Linked DNA regions of Homo sapiens: region 2 is linked to region 1. A link is a loop called in an ENCODE intact Hi-C map of the cell type or tissue named here. Cell type or tissue: heart right ventricle. All regions are shown on one strand. Each heading gives the region's core, and the rest is flanking DNA. Links, peaks and the distances in the headings are about the cores only.

Region 1 (8,335 bases), core at 316-8,315:
CTCATTTGGAAAAATAAACCAGTGAACAATATATTCCTATTGTACTTTTCAGAACCATTTTGTGTCATTATTCCTGTTGTAGCTGAACAATTGTATTACACTTGGAGAGTAAAAGACTTGAACACAAAAAAAAATAATAATGGCTCCCAATTTATAAATGATATTACCATGTGTTGGGAAAGACTGAAAGAGGAGGAAGTTTGGAGGAAGAAATCAAGAGTTTTATTTTGAACATGTTAAGTTTAAGATATTTATTAAACATGCAACTGGAATTGTGAAGTTTGTATGTAGACTGAGTCTGGAACTCAGATAGGATATTTAATCTGGAGATAAAAATTTGGGAGTTATCAGAATATAAACAGTATTTAAAACTATGGGATTGAGGATCTCGTCAAGGGAAGGGTATAGATAGAGGTGTAGAATTTCCATATTAGTTTTTCAGTTTTTTAATTTTTTATTTTTAAAAGCTTTTTGGAGAGACAGGGCCTCACTATGTTGCCTATTCTGCTCTTGAACTCCTGGCCTCAAGTGATCCTCCCGCCTTGGCCTCTAGAGGTGCTGGGATTAGAAGTGTGAGCCACTGCGCTGGCCAGAACTTCTACATGTGGAATTCAAGGAGAGGAGGAGGAGCTGTAAAGGACAACGAGAATGAGTTTCAGGAGAGTGTGCGGTCAAGCAGAGAGTGACGTTTTAAGAACAGTGTGGTCAGTTATATCAAAAGCTGACAATACACCAAGTAAGATTAAGACAAAGAAACGTCCATTGGATCTGGCATCCTAAAGATCACCAGTGACCTTAACCGTGGTGGTTTCTGTAGGGGGGTAGGGGACAGAAACCAAGTATGAGGTGGTTGAAGTCAACACAAGGAAGTGAGCTTGTCTCCAAAACCCCCTTTGCTTCAAACACCCAGGCATGATATTTAAAATATAAAAATGATTTTTTCCAAAAAGACACAGTTGCACTCTTATATATCTCCATGATATGTAATCCAAGATATATATATATCTTATGTATCTCCATGAACCAGAAATAGAATGGAAACACGTTAAGCTAAGTATTTCCTTAGGCTGAAGTCTCAAGCTTGTGGGGCTCTAAGTCTGGAAGTTGGACACTAGCAGCTGGATGGGGGTTTAGCAGGGGAGTAGGGGGCTAAAGCACTCCCCACAAGGTGGGAGACGGAGGCTTCCAGCTTGATACCAGAGGCTGAAGTGAGCTCCATCGCTTGTGAAAAGAAGATGAAGATAATAGCAGTTAACCTATGGACTGAGACTTTATTAGAGACTAGAGAGATGAGGAGCAAAGAGAACACCTCATTACCAGAAATTGTCAAGCTGTCTGCTGGACCCATAACTAATATCTAGGGATATTAGTTATCCCTAATATGCCACATCCCTAATATCTAGGGATAGAAAAATCATAATCCTAAGCTTTGACTCTAGTTTGAGGCCCAGAGGGCCAGCTGGAGCCCTCCTGGAAAGGAATGAGGGGAGAGTAAGAGAGAGAGAAATCAAACAAAAATGAATACTTTCTCACGCTAAAAGACCTTTCAACCATAATTACAAAACAGAAAGATAGCCTTTGAAATTAACAATCAGACCAGAAATTTTCTCAAATTTCCTTTGGATTTTAAAAATGTTCAGAGATGAATGCATAACTTTCATTTCAAAATGAAATTATTCAGCAAAAATAGGCAGAAATGAAACAGTATGAGAGAGAACCAACTGGAAATCCTTGAAATAAAAAAAATACACTAATTGAAATTTTAAAGGTCATAAGTGGGAGAAACTCTAGATTGAACACACTCAAACAGTAAATTAGGGAATTGGAAGACAAAACTGAGGACTCATTCAGAATATAGCACAAGATAAACAAAAAACAGCAACTAAAAACATGGAGAACAGATTACAAGATTCAAATATTTATAAAATAATAAGTGTTCCAGAGAAAGATAATTAGATGGAAAAAGCAATATTTGATGAGAAAACTACTGAGTTTTTTCCCCCAGAATTGAAGAAAATGCCCTATAAATGGAAGAAATTTACACCCAGCCAAATTACCATTCAAGAGTGTTGGGGGTAGGAAAAAAAAGATTCCGCATATAAAAACTAAAAGATTCTTAACACTTACAGGCACCTTATGAAATAAACGACATATATATATCACTCACACACATGCGCGCACACACACACACACACACACACACACACACACGTTTTTTGAGACAGGGTCTTTCTCTGCCTCCCAGGCTGGAGTGCAATGGTGTGATCTCAACTCACTGCGACCTCCGCCTCTTGGGCTCAAGCGATTCTCATGCTTCAGCCTCCCAAGTAGCTGGGATTATAGGCGGGTGCCACTGCCGCCGGCTAATTTTTGTGTTTTTAGTAGAGATAGGTTTCACCATGTTGGCCAGGTTTCCCAACATATATTTAAAGTCTGGGCGCAGTGGCTCATGTCTGTAATCCCAGCACTTTGGGTGGCTGAAGCAGGAGGATCGTTTGAACCCAAGAGTTCGAGATCAGCCTGGGCAACATAATGAGATCCGCCCCCCCCCCCCCCAATCTCTACAAAAAATATCAAAATCAGCCGGGCATGGTGGTATATGCCTGTGGTTAAAAAAACAAACAAACAAAACTGAAAGATACTCTCAAAATGTAAGAGAGGACCTATTACTCCTTTGCTCAGAATCCTCTAGTGCTTCTCATGTGACTCCGAGTAAATGCTAAAATCTTTACAACAGCCTACAAGGTCCCAGGGGGTGGCAAACTAAGGCCGGCCAGCAAAATCCTTGTATGGCAAGAGGGAAGAGAGGGCTTTCACACTTTTTTCAAAAAGAGAAAGAATATGCGATACAGACCACATGTGGCTTGCAAAGCTAAAAATACTTACTATCTAGCACTTTACAGAAAAGCTTGCTGACCTCTGCCCCCAACAACTCGGCCCCTTTGTGATGCAGGGTTCATCCCCTAGCCTGACTCCTTCTTTCTGCTCACAGAGCTCCAGGCAGACTGGCCTCCTTCTCATTCCTTGCAGTTTCTTGCAGTTTTTCCAACCAGCCAGGCACGCTTCCGCCCGGAAATCATGGAGGACAGGAAAAGCATGAGGAAAAGGAGGACAGGAAAGGCATGAGGGGGCTGTTCAATAGTGATAAAGTCGTGGGTCAATGTCTTGAAATGTAATAAGGTCAAATAATTGTAGCACGGTGATTCATTTTCTATTGCTGCCAGTTTCTCGCAGTTATTCCAAAGAGCAGGCACGCTTCTGCCCTGCCATTTTCTGCCATTTTCTCTGCTGGGAATGAATGTTCTCCCCGCAGATAGCTGCACAGCTAATTCCTTCTCCCTTGGGTCCTCACTTAAAAGCACCTTCTCAATGAAGCCTTACCTCACCATGCTAATTAAGGATCATTATCCCTCTGCCTACACTCCTAACTCACTCTGCTTTCTTTGTTTCATAGCACATATCACTAACATACATGTTTTAATTTTTATTGCTGTTGTTTTTTTTTCTATATATTTCCTACTAGAATATAAACTGTTCCTGGTGCATAGTGGCTGCTCAATATGTATTTCTTGAATGCCCGTATGGGTCATGAAAGCCATCACATCCCTCTGTTTTCTATACGGCACTTGTCACTAGCTGTAAATGCCGTATTTAGGGATTTTGTCCACAAACTTCATGAAAGGGGGGATCACAGGATGACAGTCAACATATATCAAGTATCCAGTGTAATATTGATTCAATGACTACACATTCCATACATCTTTCAAAAGAGTGAATGGGAAGGGAGGAGATAGACACACAGTGAGCCAACAACTTTTTCAATAATGTTTGCTGTGAATGGGGGCAAAGAAATTGGATGGTGGCTGGAAGAGGACATGGGGCCAAGAAGGTGCTGAAGATGGGGATCCAGCAAGTAATTCCGATGGACACATATGCTAATATCATAGGAAAGAGGAGGTAATTAAAGAAGCAGGGTTCTTGGAGAGGTGAGAGCAATAGGGTGCAGGGACAGGAGGAGAGAGTGGCCGATAGTGGGCAGAGATCTGTCCTTCCACTGTAACAAGAGGGAAGAAGGAACAGTCTCAGGCAGGGTTGCAGCCTCGTGGGAGGGAAGATGAGGGAGTTCCCATCTTCTGGCCTCTGGTTCCTCACTGAAGTGTGGGAGGTAATATTATCTGCTGAAACTGAGGAGTGGAAGTACATGGGAGGTTTCAGAAGAGAGGACAGACAATGTATAAGAAACACAAAGGAACTTTATTAGGGAAATGGAAAAGGACAGGCAGCTTGGCAGTTATTAAGGGTTATTTAGGGGCTCTAACATGAATTTAAATGAAAGCAGTAGGCTCGATTTGGTGATTTTTTTTCTTGAGCAACACCAGACTCCTTGGTTACCGGTGCGAAGAAGACTGTCAGGTGCGATCAGGGTGATTGTAGCAAAGCAGTGGTTCTCAATGTGTGGTCCCTGGACCAGCAGTATCAGAATCATTGAAAACTGGTGAAAAATGCACATTCTCAGACCCCACCCAAAACTCCTGCATCAGTAACTGCGGAGGCGAGGCCCAGTAGAATGTGCTTCAACAAGCTCTCCAGGCGATTCTGATGGCGTGCCAAGTCTGAGCAGCACAGTAATAAAGGGAGAGAAGAACAAGAGAGCTGAGGATGCTTATGTGAGGTGATTAAAATGGCAGGCTACAGAATCTAAATTGGAAAAGGAAGACAGGAAAGACATGAGGGGGCTGTTCAATAGTGATAAAGTCGTGGGTCAATGTCTTGGAATGTAATAAGGTCAAATAATTGTAGCATGGTGTATTCATTTTCTATTGCAGCCGGAATAAAATACCAGACTTAGTGCCTTAAAACAATAGCCATTTATTATGCCATAGTTCTGGAGGTAAGAAGTCCAGGTACAGCATGTCTCAGCTGGCTCCTGTTTAGAGTCTCATAAAGGCTCAAATTAATGTGTTGGTGGGACTGCATTCTTCTGGAGATTCTAGGGATAAATCTGCTTCCAAGCTCATTCTGGTTATTGGCTGCATTCAGTTTCTTGCAGTTGAAGAAATGAGGTTCCCATTTTGTTTCTGGCTGTCAGCCAGGAGCTTCTATCAGCTTCTTAAAACCACCTGCATCCCTTGTCAACTTGCCTCCTCCATCTTTCAACCAGCAACAGCACTGGAGTCCTTCTAATTATTTTTATTTTTATTTTTTTGTAGAGATGGGGCCTTGCTATATTGCCCAGGCTGGTCTCAAACTCCTGGCCCCAAGCCATCCTCCCACCTCAGCCTCCCAAAGTGCTGGGATTCCAGGCAGGCATGAACCATTGCACCCAGCCTGGAGTCCTTCTTTCACCTCAGGTCTCTTCTGACTTCCCTTCCAGCCACATCTCTTCTGCTTTTCTCTTTTGTTGCATCTGTCTGACTCCAGCCAGAGAAAGTTCTCTGCTTTTAAGAACTTTGGTGATTAGATTGGACACACTTGGATAAGCTAGGCTAATCTACCTATTTTAAGGTCTATAACCTTAATTATATCTACAAAGTTCATTTTGCCACACAAGGTTATATGTTCACAGGTTCCTGAGATTAGGATGTGAACATCTTGGGAGACCTTTATTCTGCCTCCCACAACATGAAGTGACTAGAACAAATGAGATAAAGAAGCGGAAGGTGCAGAATTTAGAGGTGGGGAAGATTCTGGTGGTAAGGTTCAGGGTGTATCCACAGGAGTGAGAGGAGTAGAGGGAATGTCATTGGTGGCTAGAAGGCCAAAGAATTGAGAGGCCTGGGTGTTGGGAGGTCACCCACCTGGATGGTGGAGTCATCGATGATAATTACGCAGCAGGGATGGAGGGAAAGGCTATGAAGCAGGAGGAGCTCAAGTTCTCATCAAAAGGCTTTAGTCTCACTGACCATCGGAATTACGTGGGAGCTTCATAAACATGCATGTGTTGGAGCCCCACTCCTGCAATCCTGAATCATAATCATGATTATGATTAGTCTGAAGCATCACGCTTCTGATGATAATGAGATTAGGAGCTACAACTGCAGGCAAGCAGAAGCTGCAGAAGCCTTTGGTTGGGAAGTCAGTGATTATAACTATGCTTTGAGATATTGGTCTCTGGGATATCAAGGTTTATGCAAGAATGAACAGTTTGAGGGGAACTTTGACTTCCATAGACATTTTTCTTAATTTTAAAAAATTGTTTTCAATTTTTAATAAAAATTATATTTAGTAGAAACCAGGTCTTGCTGTATTACCCAGGCTGGTCTTGAACTCCTGGGCTCAAGAAATCCTCCTGCCTCAGCCTCCCAAAGTGTTAGGATTACAGGCATGAGCCACCATGCCAGCCCATAGGTACTTTTGCATAAAATTGACCTAAGGATGCACCTTCAGTGTCTACCATCATGCCTGTTGTCCTTTCCCATTGAGAGGTGACAGCGTGCTGGCAGTCCTCAGAGCCCTCGCTTGCTCTCGGCACCTCCCCTGCCTGGGCTCCCACTTTGGTGGCATTTGAGGAGCCCTTCAGTCCCCCACTGCACTGTGGGAGCCCCTTTCTGGCCTGGCCAAGGCCGGAGCCCACTCCCTCAGCTTGCAGGGAGGTGTGGAGGGAGAGGCATGAGCGGGAACCGGGGCTGTGTGCGGCACTTGCGGGCCAGCTGGAGTTCCGGGTGTGCGTGGGCTTGGTGGGCCCCGCACTCGGAGCAGCCAGGCAGCCCTGCTGGCTCTGGGCAAAATGGGAGACTTAGCACCCGGGCCAATGGCTGCAGAGGGTGTACTGAGTCCCCCAGCAGTGCTGGCCCACCGGCGCTGCACTCGATTTCTCGCCGGGCCTTGGCTGCCTTCCCACGGGGCAGGGCTCGGGACCTGCAGCCCACCATGCCTAAGCCTCCCACCCACTCCATGGGCTCCTGTGTGGCCGGAGCCTCCCCGACGAGCGCCACCCTCTGCTCCACGGCGCCCAGTCCCATCGACCACCCAAGGGCTGAGGAATGCGAGCACACGGCGCAGGACTGGCAGGCAGCTCCACCTGCAGCCCCGGTGCGGGATCCACTAGGTGAAGCCAGCTGGGCTCCTGAGTCTGGTGGGGACGTGGAGAGTCTTTATATCTAGCTCAGGAATTGTAAATACACCAATCAGCACCCTGTGTTTAGCTCAAGGTTTGTGAGTGCACCAATCGACAGTCTGTATCTAGCCACTCTGGTGAGGACGTGGAGAACCTTTATGTCTAGCTCAAGGATTGTAAATACACCAATCGGTACTCTGTATCTAGCTCAAGGTTTGTAAACACACCAATCAGCACCCTGTGTTTAGCTCAAGGTTTGTGAATGCACCAATTGACACTCTGTATCTAGCTGCTCTGGTGGGGCCTTGGAGAACCTGCGTGTGGAAACTCTGTATCTAACTAATCTGATGGGGACGTGGAGAACCTTTGTATCTAGCTCCGGGATTTTAAACGCACCAATCAGCACCCTGACAAAACAGGCCACTTGGCTCTACCAATCAGCAGGATGTGGGTGGGGCCAGATAAGAGAATAAAAACAGGCTGCCCGAGCCAGCATTGGCAACCTGCTGGGGTCTGCTTCCACGCTGTGGAAGCTTTGTTCTTTCGCTCTTTGCAATAAATCTTGCTACTGCTCACTCTTTGGGTCCACACTGCTTTTATGAGCTGTAACACTCACCGTGAAGATCTGCAGCTTCACTCCTGAGCCCAGGGAGACCAGGAGCCCACCGGGATGAACGAACAACTCCAGACGCGCTGCCTTAAGAGCTGTAACACTCACGGCGAAGGTCTGCAGCTTCACTCCTGAGCCAGCGAGACCACGAACCCACCAGAAGGAAGAAACTCCGAACACATCTGAACATCAGAAGGGACAGACTCCAGACACGCCACCTTAAGAGCTGTAACACTCACCGCGAGGGTCCACGGCTTCATTCTTGAAGTCAGTGAGACCAAGAACCCACCAATTCCGGACCCACCATCTCCCCTTTCACAATCTCCCTTTCTCTTTGCAAAAGAAAGGTACATCTCTTACCCATCCTGAATCTTATATTGCAAATTGGTCCAGGATATTAAAAATTCATCTCTTTAAACAGGACACCTATAGGAGGCTTCAAGTCTTTCCCTGTCTTATACATATTTCTGTTAAGTTTGAAGCACCACAGTGGAAACAGTGTAACTTAGCACATGTTGAGATGTTAGAGATATTGACCAAGGAATAACAAGCTTTATTCCTTCTCCCATCTCTAGACTGCTGTGAAAGAATGCTTTGCTTCCAAAACAGAATCCTATGAGGGCAAATGAGGGCAAAAGAAATAGAAGTTCAGTAGGAAATACCAAACA
Region 2 (8,335 bases), core at 187-8,186, 510 kb before region 1:
AAGCCGAAGGTAACATTATACTTACTGGTGAAAAATTGAATGCTTTCCCCCTAAGATTGAGAATAAGAAAGGATGTCTGCTCTCACTACTGCTATTCAATATGCTGTTGGAAGTTCTAGCCAGCTCAATACCACAAAACAAGGAAATAAAGGACATGCAGATCAAAATGGAAGGAATAAATCTGTCCCTGTTTGTAGTTGACATCATTATGTGTATAGACAATTCCAAAGAGTACACAAAAACACATCTAGAACTAATAAGTGAGTTATATAGATTCACAGGTTATGAGATCGTACAAAAACTAATTGTATTTTTGTATATCCTGTCAATGAAGATGTGGAAAAATTTTAAAATACAGTGTAATTTACAGTTACTAAAAGAAATGATGTATTTAGGTGTAAATCCAACAAAACACATACAGGACTTATATGCTGAGACTACAAAATGTTGGGGAAAAAATTAAAGATCTAAGTAAATGGAAATACTGTGTACATAGATTGGAAGACTCAATACAGTAAAGATGCTAATTCCACTCAAGTTGATACACAGGTTTAACACAATTCTTATAAAAATCCCCAAAGATTTTTCTAGTACATGGACAAGATTATATATATGGAAAGTTGAAGGAATTAGAATAGCTAAAACAATTTAGAAAAAGAAGAAAAAAGTGGGAAGAATCATCCTATTGTATTGGCAGAAAGATAATAAAAGAAAAACAGTTTCTTTATTCGCAACACTTCTTATATCAAATGCATGGGTGTTCCACACCAAGCAGTTCTTCACTTCTCTGTGGATACCAATAGAGTGTCCTATAGTTTAACTCAGTTTTTGACATTAATTACCTAGAATTCCCACGGATTAAAGGCTCAGTCCCACAAGAGTACCTTACCTCCCATTTCAGGTGCTAGTTGCAAGTATGGAGTATGCATGCTTTTGTCTGACTTGGCCATACAACATCCTCCTCAGGTTTGATAATTTGTTTGTTCTCCAAGCCCTGCAGTTTTGGAGGCTTCAGCAGATAGGCTTTTTGTGGAGGCTTCAGTGTGTACACATAATCAAATACTAACTCAGTCTCCAGCCACTCCCTGGAGAATGCAGATGGGGCTAAAAGTCCCCAGCTTCAAATTATGGCTTGGTCTTTCTGGTGATCAGCTCCCCATCCTGAAGCTATTCAGGAGCCCACCAAGAGTTTCTTCATTAGAGCAAAGATACGCTTGTCACCAAGGAAGCCTGATATGGTTTGGCTGTGTCCCTATCCAAATCTCACCTTGAATTGTAGTTCTCATAATTCCCATGTGTTGTTGGGGGGGACCTTGTGGAGGTAATTGAGTCATGGAGGCAGGTCTTTCCCATGATATTCTCGTGATAGTGAATAAGTCTCATGAGATCTGATGGTGTTATAAAGGGGAATTTCCCTGCACAAGTTGTCTTCTCTTGTTGGCTGCCATGTGAGACATGCCTTTCACCTTCTGCCATGATTGTGAGGCCTCCCCAGCCATGTGGAGCTGTGAGTCTATTAAACGCCTTTCTTTTGTAAATCGCCCAGTATCAGGTATGTCTTTATGTTGCTTATAAAGCAACATAAAAATGGACTAATACAATAAATTGGTACCAGGAGAGTGGGGCGCTGCAGTAAAGATACCCAAAAAATGTGGAAGCAACTTTGGAACTGGGTAGCAGGCCGAGGTTGGAACAGTTTGGAAGGCTTAGGAGAAGATAGGAAAATGTAGGACAGTTTGGAACCTCCTAGACTTGTTGAATGGCTTTGACCAAAATGCTGATAGTGATATGGACAATAAAGTTCAGGCTGATGTGGTCTCAAATGGAAATGAAGAACTTATTGGGAACTGGAGCAAAAGTGACTCTTATTATGTTTTAGCAAAGAGACTGGTGACAGATTGCCCCTGCCCTAGAGATTTGTGGAACTTTGAACTTGAGAGAGTTGATTTAGGGTGTGGGAGAAGAAATTTATAAGCAGCAAAGCATTCAAGATGTGACTTGGGTGCTGTTAAAGGCATTTAATTTTATAACGGAAGCAGAGCATAAACGTTCAGATGATTTGCAGCCTGACAATGCAATAGAAAGGAAAATCCCATTTTCTAAGGAGAAATTCAAGCCAGCTGCAGAAATTTGCATAAGTAACGAGGAGCCAAATGTTAATTGCCAAGGCCATGCGGAAAAGGTCTCTAGGGCGTGTCAGAGACCTCTGTGGCAGCCCCTGCCATCACAGACCCAGAGGCCTAGGAGGAAAAAATGGTTTCCTGGGCCAGGCCCAGGGTCCCACTGCTGTGTGCAGTCTAGGGACTTGGTGCCCTGCCTCCTAGCTGCTCTAGCAGTGACTGAAAGGGGCCAAGGTACAGTGTGGGCTGTGGCTTCAGAGGCTGCAAGCCCTAAGCCTTGGCAACTTCAACGCGGTGTTGAGCCTGCCAGTGCACAGAAGTCAAGAACTGAGGTTTGGGAACCTCCACCTAGGTTTCAGAAGATGTGTGGAAATGCCTGGATGTCCAGGAACAAGTTTGCTGCTGGGGCAGGGTCCTCAGGAAGAACTTCTGCTAGGGCAGTGCAAAAGGGAAACGTGGGGTTGAAGCCCCCATACAGAGTCCCCACTGGGCTGCTGCCTAGTGGAGCTGTGAGAAGAGGGCCACTGTCCTCCAGATCCCAGAATGGTAGATCCACCGACAGCTTGCACTGTGTGCCTGGAAAAGCCACAGACACTCAACAGCAGCCCGTGAAAGCAGCCAGGAGGGAGGCTATACCCTGCAAAGCCACAGGGGCGGAGCTGCCCAAGACCATACAGCTTACCTCTTGCATCCGTGTGACCTGGATATGAGACCTGGAGTCAAAGGAGATCATTTTGGAGCTTTAAGATTTGACTGACCTGCTGGATTTCGGACTTGCACAGTGCCTGTAACCCCTTTGTTTTGGTCAATTTCTCACATTTGAAATGGCTGTATTTACCCAATGCCTGTACCCCCATTGTATCTAGGAAGTAATAAACTTGCTTTTGATTTTACAGGCTCATAGGCAGAAAGGACTTGCCTTGTCTCTGATGAGACTTTGGACTGTGGACTTTCACGTTAATGCTGACATGAGTTAAGACTTTGGGGGACTGTTGGGAAGGCATGACTGGTTTTGAAATGTGAGGACATGAGGTTTGGGGGGGGCCAGGGCAGAATGATATGGTTTGGCTGTGTCCCCACCCTAATTTTATCTTGAATTGTAGCTCCCACAATTGCCATGTGTCATGGGAGGGACCCAGTGGGAGGTAATTGAATCAGGGGGGCAGGTCTTTCCTGTGCTGTTCTAGTGATAGTGAATAAGTCTCATGAGATCTGATGGTTTTGTAAAGGGGAGTTTCCCTGTATATATATGTTCTCTTCTCTTGTCTGCCGCCATGTGAGATATGCCTTTCACCTTCTGCCATGATTGTGAGGCCTCCCCAGCCACATGGAACTGTGAGTCTATTAAACGCCTTTCTTTGTAAATTGCCCGGTCTCAGGTATGTCTTTATCAGCAGCATAAAATCGGACTAATACAAAGTCTAAGGAATTCAGAAGCTTTACGTAAGATGTTCCTATCATTGCTATCACTCAGTGGTTTTAGGAGTTCTGTGTCAGGAACCAAGGTCAAAGACCAAATATTAGAACAAAAGATGCTCTTAGTGAGAGGTGACAGCGTGCTGGCAGTCCTCAGAGCCCTCGCTTGCTCTCGGCACCTCCCCTGCCTGGGCTCCCACTTTGGTGGCATTTGAGGAGCCCTTCAGTCCCCCATTGCACTGTGGGAGCCCCTTTCTGGCCTGGCCAAGGCCGGAGCCCACTCCCTCAGCTTGCAGGGAGGTGTGGAGGGAGAGGCATGAGCGGGAACCGGGGCTGTGTGCGGCACTTGCGGGCCAGCTGGAGTTCCGGGTGGGCGTGGGCTTGGTGGGCCCCGCACTCGGAGCAGCCAGGCAGCCCTGCTGGCCCTGGGCAATGGGGGACTTAGCACCCAGGCCAGTGGCTGCGGAGGGTGTACTGAGTCCCCCAGCAGTGCTGGCCCACCGGCACTGCGTTCGATTTCTCGCTGGGCCTTGGCTGCCCTCCCACGGGGCAGGGCTCGGGACCTGCAGCCCGCCATGCCTAAGCCTCCCACCCACTCCATGGGCTCCTGTGCGGCCCGAGCCTCCCCGACAAGCACCACCCCCTGCTCCACGGCACCCAGTCCCATCGACCACCCAAGGGCTGAGGAATGCGAGCACACGGCGCAGGACTGGCAGGCAGCTCCACCTGCAGCCCCTACGCGGGATCCACTAGGTGAAGCCAGCTGGGCTCCTGAGTCTGATGGGGATGTGGAGAGTCTTTATATCTAGCTCAGGGATTGTAAATACACCAATCAGCACCCTGTGTTTAGCTCAAGGTTTGTGAGTGCACCAATCGACACTCTGTATCTAGCTGCTCTGGTGAGGAAGTGGAGAACCTTTATGTCTAGCTCAAGGATTGTAAATACACCAATCGGCACTCTGTATCTAGCTCAAGGTTTGTAAACACACCAATCAGCACCCTGTGTTTAGCTCAAGGTTTGTGAATGCACCAATCGACACTCTGTACCTAGCTTCTCTGGTGGGGCCTTGGAGAACCTGTGTGTGGAAACTTTGTATCTAACTAATCTGATGGGGACGTGGAGAACCTTTGTATCTAGCTCAGGGATTGTAAACGCACCAATCAGCGCCCTGACAAAACAGGCCACTCGGCCCTACCAATCAGCAGGATGTGGGTGGGGCCAGATAACAGAACAAAAGCAGGCTGCCCGAGCCAGCATTGGCAACCCGCTCGGGTCCCCTTCCACACTGTGGAAGCTTTGTTCTTTCGTTCTTTGCAATAAATCTTGCTACTGCTCACTCTTTGGGTCCACACTGCTTTTATGAGCTGTAACACTCACCGTGAAGATCTGCAGCTTCACTCCTGAGCCCAGCGAGACCACGAGCCCACCGGGAGGAACGAACAACTCCAGACGCGCTGCCTTAAGAGCTGTAACACTCACCGCGAAGGTCTGCAGCTTCACTCCTGAGCCAGCGAGACCACAAACCCACCAGAAGGAAGAAACTCCAAACACATCTGAACATCAGAAGGGACAGACTCCAGACACGCCACCTTAAGAGCTGTAACACTCACCGCGAGGGTCCACGGCTTCATTCTTGAAGTCAGTGAGACCAAGAACCCACCAATTCTGGACACATTAGGACCCCTGTCGTTCACGAAATTACAAGAGTTTTAGGAGCTTTGTGTTAGAACCAGGGGCAGAAACCAAATATATATATTTGGTTTGTTCCATTGACCACTAGGTCAGTGGAACAGAACAGCAAACCCAGAAATAGCCTATCCAATTACAGCCACCTGGCTTTTGACAAAGGTACAAAAACAATTCAAAGGAAAAGAATAGTATTCTTCAGAAGTGGGGCCAGTGCAATTGGATATCCATAGACAAAAAACTTAGACCAAAAAAATAATCTTGACCTAAGACTCACAGTGGTACCAGAGTAACTCAAAATGGATAATAGACTGAAGTTTAAAATGTAAAACTATAAAACTTTTAGGAGAAAACATAGAACATCTTTGGAACTAAAACTTGGTGAAGAGTTCTTAGACATGACACAAGAAACATGATCTATAAAAAATTGCTAAATTGGAATGTATTAAAATTAAGAACTTTTGCTGTGCTAAATACCCTGTAATGAGAATGAAAAGACTAGGATAAAATATTGGCAAACCACCACCTGACAAAAGACTTGTATATAGAATAGATAAAGAACTCTCTTGGCCGGGCGTGGTGGCTCATGCCTGTAATCCCAGCACTTTGGGAGGCCGAGGTGGGCAGATCACTTGAGGTCAGGAGTTTGAGACCAGCCTCCAGCCTGACCAACATGGAGAAATCCTGTCTCTACTAAAAATACAAAAATTAGCCAGATGTGGTGGTGCATACCTGTAGTCCCAGCTACTTGGGAGGCTGAGGCAGGAGAATCGCTTGAACCTGGGAGGCGGAGGTTGCAGTGAGCCAAGGTCACAGCATTGCACTCCAGCCTGGGCAACAAGAGCAAAACAAGAGAATATATAAAGAACTCTCAAATCACAATCTTTTTTAAAAACAACAGTAAACAACAGTTCATTTAGAAAATGTGCAAAAGACACAAAAAGATATTTTGCCAAAAAGGATTTAGGGTAGGAGGATCTACTTAAGCCTGGGAGGTCAAGGCTGCAGTGAGCCGTGATCGTGCCACTGTACTCCAGCCTGGGCAACAGAGCCAGACCCTATCTTTAAAAAAAAAAAAAAAATTAGTGGCAATATTAAATGTGGGCAAGGAACAGCCACTGGAGGTGGCAAGGATATGGTAATACAGTCTCTCACACATTGCTGGTAGGAGTTGTAAAATAGTATAGTTGCTCTGGAAAACGGTTTAGCAATTTCTTAAAATGCTAACTATACACTTAACCATATGACTCAGCAGTTGTACTCTTGGGCGTTTCTCCTAGATAAATTAAAATTTATTTCTGCACAGAATCCCATACATGGTTTTATTTTCAATGGCCCAAAATTGGAAACAACCAAAATGTCCTACAATAGTAGGAGTGATTAAACTGTGGTACATCTATACTATGGTATATCTCGTAGCAATATAAAGTAATGAACTATTGATACCCTCAAAAATTTGGACAGATCTCAGTCAGGAGCATTATGTAAGTGAAAAAAATCAGTCTCAAAAAGACACATACTGTACGATTCAATTTATATAGCATTCTCCAAACAACACAATTGTAGAGGTCACCAGGAAATTAATGGTAGTCATGGGATTTTTGTGGGGGCGGGGTTGGGTGAAACTATAAAAGTGTAGCATGAGGAAGCTCTTTATAGTGAGAATAGTTTTATTTATTGATTGTGATGGTGATTACACAGATCTATGCATGTGATAAAATGACATAGAACTATACACACATTGTATCAATGTGATTTTTCTGGTTTTGATATTGTATTATATAAGAAATAACCATGGGGGGAACTGAGTAAAGAGTACAGGGGACCTCATTGTATTGCCTTGTAACTTGATGAATTTCTATAATTTTAAAATAAAAACTAAAAAAATTGTTTAAGGGTATATTGTTAAGAGTGTTAAGAAATCTACTGAATTTTTTTTTTTTTTCTGAGATGGTGTCTTGCTCTGTCACCCAGGCTGGAGTACAGTGGTGCGATCTCGGCTCACTGCAACCTCCGCCTCCTGCGTTAAAGTGATTCTCCTGTCTCAGCCTCCCAAGTAGCTGGGACTACAGGTGCCCGCCACCACACCCGGCTAATTGTTTGTATTTTTAGTAGAGATGGGGTTTCACTGTGTTAGCCAGGATGGTTTCAATCTCCTGACCTCGTGATCTGCCCACCTCGGCCTCCCAAAGTGCTGGTATTACAGGCATGAGCCACTGCGCCTGGCGAGGTGTATTGAAATTTAAGACTATTTTAAGTTTTCCAGTCCCTTTTTGGTTTTTTCTTTTTTAATATTTTGAGATTGGGGTCTCCTTCTTTCACCCAGGCTGGAGTGCAGTGGCATGATCTTGGCTCACTGCAGTCTTGACCTCCTGGGTTCAAATGAGATTCCCACCTCAGCTTCCCAAGTAGCTGGAATTACAGGTATGCACCACCATACCTCATTAATGTTTGTTTGTTTGTTTGTTTAGAGATGGGGGTCTCGCTATGTTGCCCTGGCTGGTCTTGAACTCGTGGCCTCAAGCAACCCTCCTGTTTTGGCCTCCCAAACTGCTACGATTACTGCCTTTTTATTTGATTAAAGACGCTGTCCGTAGGTAAAAAATTTAGAGACATAATTAATATTCACAAGATAATTTTTGGAAAAACTATTTTGGTTTACTTCCCAGAAGATTAGAAACTGAATAATTCTCATGTCTGTGTACAAACCCTATTAGAAGTTAGATGATTCCCAATTAATTGCTTTCAACAAAATTAAAGGAGGATCTAATTAGGTGTGAGCTGATATAAGAGAGCACCTGCCTTACTTATAATTTATTTTTTAGTTTTCTCACTTCCTAAGCACAGCACATGGCTATGTGTTTGATATATAGCTGTTGATTCCTTTGAAGAAAGGAGAGAAAATTGGCCGGGCGCGGTGGCTCATGCCTGTAATCCCAGCAGTCTGGGAGGCCAAGGCAGCAGATCACTTGAGGTCAGGAGTTCGAGACCAGCCTGGCCAACAGGACGAAACCCCGACTCTGCTAAAAATACAAAAATTAACTGGGTGTGGTGGTGCATGCCTGTAATCCCAGCTACTCAGGAGGTTGAGGCAGGAGAATCGCTTGAACTG

The links. A loop is a pair of places that touch in the nucleus more often than their neighbours do. Peaks named below come from ENCODE experiments on the same cell type or tissue, not always from the same donor. Only the 100,000 strongest peaks of a DNase experiment are listed, where the experiment ranks them.
Region 2: a loop joins it to region 1, with 11 times the contacts of the local background. A loop is called at or near these places in 4 of 110 quality-filtered maps.

The regions. Positions count from the first base shown.
Region 1 is chr11:9,621,687-9,630,021 of GRCh38, reverse strand. No RefSeq gene overlaps it. Among named protein-coding and RNA genes, the nearest start is that of SWAP70, 38 kb to the left of the region's middle. RefSeq lists an enhancer at 2,910-2,959. In heart right ventricle, for the core only: no CTCF peak of the experiment used is centred there; DNase peaks (open chromatin) are centred at 3,041 and 4,091; H3K4me3 peaks cover 784 bases; H3K27ac peaks cover 2,234 bases.
Region 2 is chr11:10,129,197-10,137,531 of GRCh38, reverse strand. The region is part of intron 2 of SBF2 (SET binding factor 2); the gene reads left to right. Among named protein-coding and RNA genes, the nearest start is that of SBF2, 160 kb to the left of the region's middle. In heart right ventricle, for the core only: no CTCF peak of the experiment used is centred there; no DNase peak of the experiment used is centred there.